2 separate regions of the Homo sapiens genome follow, and region 1 is linked to region 2. A link is a contact called in ENCODE Hi-C or POLR2A ChIA-PET data. All regions are on one chromosome and are shown on one strand. The core of a region is the stretch at or near the end of the contact, and the rest is flanking DNA. Distances in the headings are between cores, read along the strand shown.

What was found. A loop is a pair of places that touch in the nucleus more often than their neighbours do. ChIA-PET counts read pairs that join two places held with the same protein, here RNA polymerase II (POLR2A). Pooled maps may share reads with other maps.
Region 1: a loop to region 2 is called in a pooled map, with 4 times the contacts of the local background. The contact joins two enhancer-like sites. A Hi-C loop is called at or near these places in 2 of 37 single-sample maps with no recorded cell type and 3 of 50 pooled maps. POLR2A ChIA-PET finds 5 or more read pairs at or near these places in 1 of 52 experiments (activated naive CD4-positive, alpha-beta T cell).

Annotation. Positions count from the first base shown.
Region 1 is chr3:141,336,266-141,338,965 of GRCh38, reverse strand. It overlaps a transcript of ZBTB38 not described here. Among named protein-coding and RNA genes, the nearest start is that of ZBTB38, 31 kb to the left of the region's middle. RefSeq lists an enhancer at 1,556-1,635. Within about 2 kb of position 1,450, at least 4 of the 41 ENCODE cell types and tissues checked have a DNase peak (open chromatin) inside an H3K27ac peak, as active enhancers do.
Region 2 is chr3:142,018,934-142,021,633 of GRCh38, reverse strand. All of the region lies in intron 3 of TFDP2 (transcription factor Dp-2), which reads left to right. Among named protein-coding and RNA genes, the nearest start is that of TFDP2, 130 kb to the left of the region's middle. Within about 2 kb of position 1,358, at least 3 of the 41 ENCODE cell types and tissues checked have a DNase peak (open chromatin) inside an H3K27ac peak, as active enhancers do.

The DNA.
Region 1 (2,700 bases), core at 201-2,700, 680 kb after region 2:
TAGTACTTAATGTTCCCTAAAAGATGTTCATTCATAGTACTTAATGTTCCCTAAAAGATTGTTTGTTTACCTATTCTGTCCCCCACTAGAATGTCAGGTCTAGAATCTAGAAGGGCAAAGATCTCATCTTTGTTTTATTTTCTTTTTCTTCCAACTTTCCAACTTTCTTTTTCGGTTCAGGGGGTACAATGTGCAGATTTGTTACATAGGCAAATTGCATGTCACAGGGGTTTGGCGTGTAGATTATTTCATCACCCAAGTAACAAGCATAGTACCTGATAGGAAGTTTTTTGACCCTCACCCTTCTCCTACCCTCCACTGTCAAGTAGACCCTGTTGTCTATTGTTCTCCTCTTTGTGTCCATGTGTACTCAATGTTTAGCTCCCACTTCTAAGTGAGAAAATGCAGCATTTGTTTTTCTGTTCCTGCATGAATTCGCTTAGGATAATGGCCTCCAGCTCTATCCATGTTACTGCAGAGGGCATGATCTCATTCTTTTTATGGCTGCATAGTATTCCATGGTGTCTATGTACCACATTTTCTTTATCCGGTCCACCACTGGTGGGCATTTAGGTTGATTCATGTCTTTGCTATTGTGAATGGTGCTGCGATAAACATGCATCCATGTGTCTTTACAGCAGAACGATTTATATTCCTTTGGGTATTTTTTTTGAGTATAGTAATAGGATTGCTGGGTGGAGTGGCAGTTCTGTTTTAAGTTCTCTGGGAAATCACCAAACTGCTTTCCACAGCAGATGAACTAGTTTACACTCCCACCAGCAGTGTATAAGTGTTCCCTTTTCTCTGCAACCTCACCAGCATCTGTTATTTTTAGACTTTTTAATAATAGCCAGTCTGATGGTGCAAGGTGGTATCTCACTGTGGTTATTTGCATTTATCTAATGATTGGTGATGTTGAACATTTTTTCATATGCTTGTTGGCTTTGTTTACTACCTTGTTTACTGATGTATTCTTAGTGCTGGGTACCATTTCCAGCACATGATAGACATTCAATGAATATTGTTGAATAAATAAATAAATTAGTGATAATTATTATCTGAGAGTAAGCCCTGGGTTTGTGTCACTTACTAACTGATTTGCCTTAGACAAATTATGTAATCTCCGCAAGTCTCAGTTTTCTTCCCTGCAAAAATGAGCTAGTAATACCTCCTGCAAAGGACTGTTGTGAGGACTTGAGATAAGGGATGAAGGTGCCTCATATTAAGTGCTCAATTCATAGACCTGTAATTACCCATAAAAGTAAACATCCTCCTTTACACACTTGGTTGAAGGACAAAGGGGATCATCAAACCTGCTTCCTTAGAACCACAATTTATCAACTAAAAATGCCATGCCAGAAGCTAAAAAAGGAAATGAATCCATTTCAGTGCAGTAGGCTCAGAGATCTGTGTTTACACAATGCCAGAATACCCAGGCTTAGAGATACTATGTTCAAATTCAAGTCAGGCCACTGCTTTGTTCTGTGGACTGCGGCAGGGTTGGAGGGGATGATTCAAAATGACCTCAGCTTTTGTCTAATTTGGTCCTGTGACCAGACCACAGGCAACGCCTCATCCAGGGAATTGATTTCCTTTGCAGCTCTTTGCTAAGAGGCCCATCAACATGATAAAATGCTGTGCAGTCATTACATATTACTCGGCTGTAGGATGAGGCATTTCTACGTGTTTGGACATGGAAAGACCTTCAACAGGTATTGTGGAGTAAAAAATTCAAGTTGCAGATGAAATACACAGCACAAACACACACCAACAACACTCCGTTATACTTGTATGCAGGTTCCTACATCTGTATATAAACATAAAGCAAAGGGTCTTGAAGGTAGAAACCATGTCAGTTACTCTCACTTCCTCAGAGAAGCGGGGAGTGACTAGAACTGGAAGTGGGCGTCAAAGGAGACTTCAGCTTTATCTATAGGATTTGTTTGCAAAGAGAATGTGTTATGTACGTAATTAGAAACTATTTTTTTAAAGCTGCTCAAGCAAGATGATGCTAACACACCCCATTTGAAGTAAAATGAAGGAATTTACTTTTCCCTGCCTAGTGATTCTCAAATGGGCAGTCTCACCCATCAGAAGGTGTTTGGAAATGCCTGGGGGCATTTTCTGGATGTCACAAATTCTCCTGGGGGCTACTGGCATTTAGTTCCCCAGGGACGGGGGATGCTAAATGTCCTACCATGTGGGAAAATCCCACACCACATAATAGTATCTCTGCCCAGAGGCCGACCGTGGCCCTAGTGAGAAACCGCACAACACAAAAATTTGTGTTTGTTGTACAAGTAAATTCATCTATTACTGCCAGGTGTGGTAGCTCACACCTGTAATCCCAGCACTTTGGGAGGCTGAGGTGGAAGGATTGCTTGAGGCCAGGAGTTCAAGACCACCCTGGCCAACACAGTGAGACTCCATCTCTATAATAAATAAATGAATTAATTAAAAAAAGGAAAACTGTATATTTAAAAAAATCTATTACATACATGTAAGAGGTGTTTTTCTGTCTTTGGTTTGAACTACTGAGATGCCCAACACATGTTCTGTCTCTCTATATAAAATAGTAAATTTTATCACTGATGGTCAAGAGAAGCAAATAGAAAACCATGCCAGTTGCTCTTGGTGGGAAGCCTGGGTTTTAATGGAGCTATTGGCATGGGTTTGACATCTCCCATTTAGAGTATGTGA
Region 2 (2,700 bases), core at 109-2,608:
AAGGAGGGAGCTAGCTAATCGTTTTTAGAAAGTGTCCCCTAAGTGAAAATGTTCAACAAAGCCAAGAGAACAGGTTTGATCTTCTAGGGAAAGTATGTAGGAAAGACTGACATATAAGATTTATTCATTTAGAAATATGACCATAGAGCTATAAATACACTTAATATTATGGTCATTTCAAGGATCCTTTGGAAAGATTCTGGTTAGGTGATCCATTTGGGTGAATCCTGAAAGTTCTCTATGTTCTGGCAGCTGCAGAAACATTCAGGCTTTTCCTTCCGTGTATGTGATATGTAGGAATGTGCGTGTCAGATTTTCTGTCCTTATCTTTGCACAATGGGATGCCTGATCTCCATTTAGAACCAAATAGAAAGAGGAAGGTTCCAGAGGTCACTTTAACCATTATACTTTGGAGATATTATGAACTTTTTTATCTTCTCTTTGTCACCCATCCCAATTATAGTGATGTTGAGGTCATTCAGTTAAAAAGTTTTGTAATAGTGATTAACTTTGTATTTAATCTTAGTGACTTTTGGCGAACATGGTTCAGTACAAATGCATCAAAATAAAACATAACAGTGGTGTAATGTGCATGTGCAGGTAGGTAATACTAGTTAGTAAATAAAGTGAAAACTATTTTTTTTTTTTTGAGACAGGGTGTTGCTTTGTCACCCAGATGGGAGTGCAGTGGCATGAACACAGCTCACTGCAGCTTCGACTTCCTGGGTTCAGGAGATCCTCTTGCCTCAGCCTCCCATATAGCTGGGACCATAAGTGTGTGTCACTACACCTGGGTAATTTTATTATTTTTTTGTAGAGATGAGGCCTTACTATGTTGCCCAGGCTGGTCTTGAATTCCTGGACTCAAGCAATCCTCCTGCCTCAGCCTCCCAAAGTGCTGGAACTGTAGGCATGAGTCATCACACCTAGCCTGAAAACTTTTTTTTTTTTTTTAAAGAAAAAGGTATATGAGTATATTTAAACATAAAAATGAAGGAAGTCAGAGTAACTGCAAAGTTTGTTTTTATTTCATTTACATAGGTGATGCTGTTGACCTACAGAGCCTGAGTTACTTTCTTCTTTCTTTCTTTTCCCCCCCGAGACGGAGTCTTGCTCTGTTGCCCAGGCTGGAGTGCAATGGCACCATCTCGGCTCACCGCAACCTCCACTTCCCGAGTGCAAGCAATTCTCCTGCCTCAGCCACCCAAGCAGCTGGGATTATAGGCACACACCACCACTCCTGGCTAATTTTTTATATTTTTAGTAGAGGCAGGGTTTCACCATGTTGGTCAGGCTAGTCTTGAACTCCTGACCTCCTTATCCACCCACCTTGGCCTCCCAAAGTGCTGGGATTACAGACGTGAGCCACCGTCCCTGGCCCAAGAGTTATTTTTGAAATACAGGTGATAGATATCCCCTGAGTCATCCATATCCTTTCTCCCTAGTCTACTTTGTTTTCAGTGGCATATATTGCTTTCTAGATGGCTGGCTAAAATTAGAAATACAGTCTTAAGGTTGTGAAATCATTTCTCTTTGCAAAACAAATTGCCCCTTCTAGAATTGACCTGTGACTTGACCTCTTCAGTACTGTATTTGAAGCTAATTGATAGTCTTTTACAGTAGTTATTAACAGATAGTTAAAAGGTAGTACAGGAAGGAAGGAAATGCTCTGACACTACTTTCTTTTTCTGACTCAGCTTATTCTTTTGTGGAACTGTTAATCATGAATGAAACAAAACCATGGGGAACTGACATATGAAGAGGCAGATCAGTGGAGCAGAATAGAAAATCAATAAATTGACCCAAATAAGTAAACTCAAGGTTGCATTTCATATCAGCATGGAGTGGATTATTCATTAAAAGTGGCTAACTCAGGGGGAAAACCTTGGATCTGTCACTTCTTATATCAGATAACTTCCAGGTGGGTCAAGGATTTATAATTTAAAATGAAGGCTTTAAAATTGTATAAGAAGATGTTGGGGGGGGTGTTTAATATAATCTTAGTATACATTCTAACTGCTGATAATTAATTTATAAGAACAGCATATCCAACTGGAAATATAAAACCTATACGATAAGTAAAATGCAGCATGTTTAAAGTGCATGTATAAAGTACACTTCCAGGGAGCAAAGGTAAATTTAGGAAAACCCTGGCAATTAGTCTCACTTCCTTCATTTTTATATTTAAACACACACAGGCCTTTTTAAGTTTGACACAAAAGTCATTAAAAAGTTACAAAATTGACTACATTCTTAAAAATGTGCAAATAGGCCGGGCGCAGTGGCTCACGCCTGTAATCCCAGCACTTTGGGAGGCTGAGGCGGGCGGGTTACCTGAGGTCAGGAGTTCAAGATCAGCCTGGGCAACACGGTGAAACCCCGTCTCTACTAAAAATACAAAATTAGTTGGGCATGGTGACACATGCCTGTAATCCCAGCTACTCAGGAGGCTGAGGCAGGAGAATCCATTGAACCTGGGAGGCGGAGGATGCGGTGAGCCGAGATCGTGCCATTGCAGTCCAGCCTGGGCAACAAGAGTAAATCTCCGTCTCACCAAAACAAAAAAAAAAAAAAAAAAAATGTGCGAAGAATAATATATAAAAGCAAACACTGTTCAATTGGGGGAAATATTTGCAGCAAGTATAATAGAATAAACGTATTTCTTCAATATTTAAAGACGTTCTACCAAAAAAAAAAAAA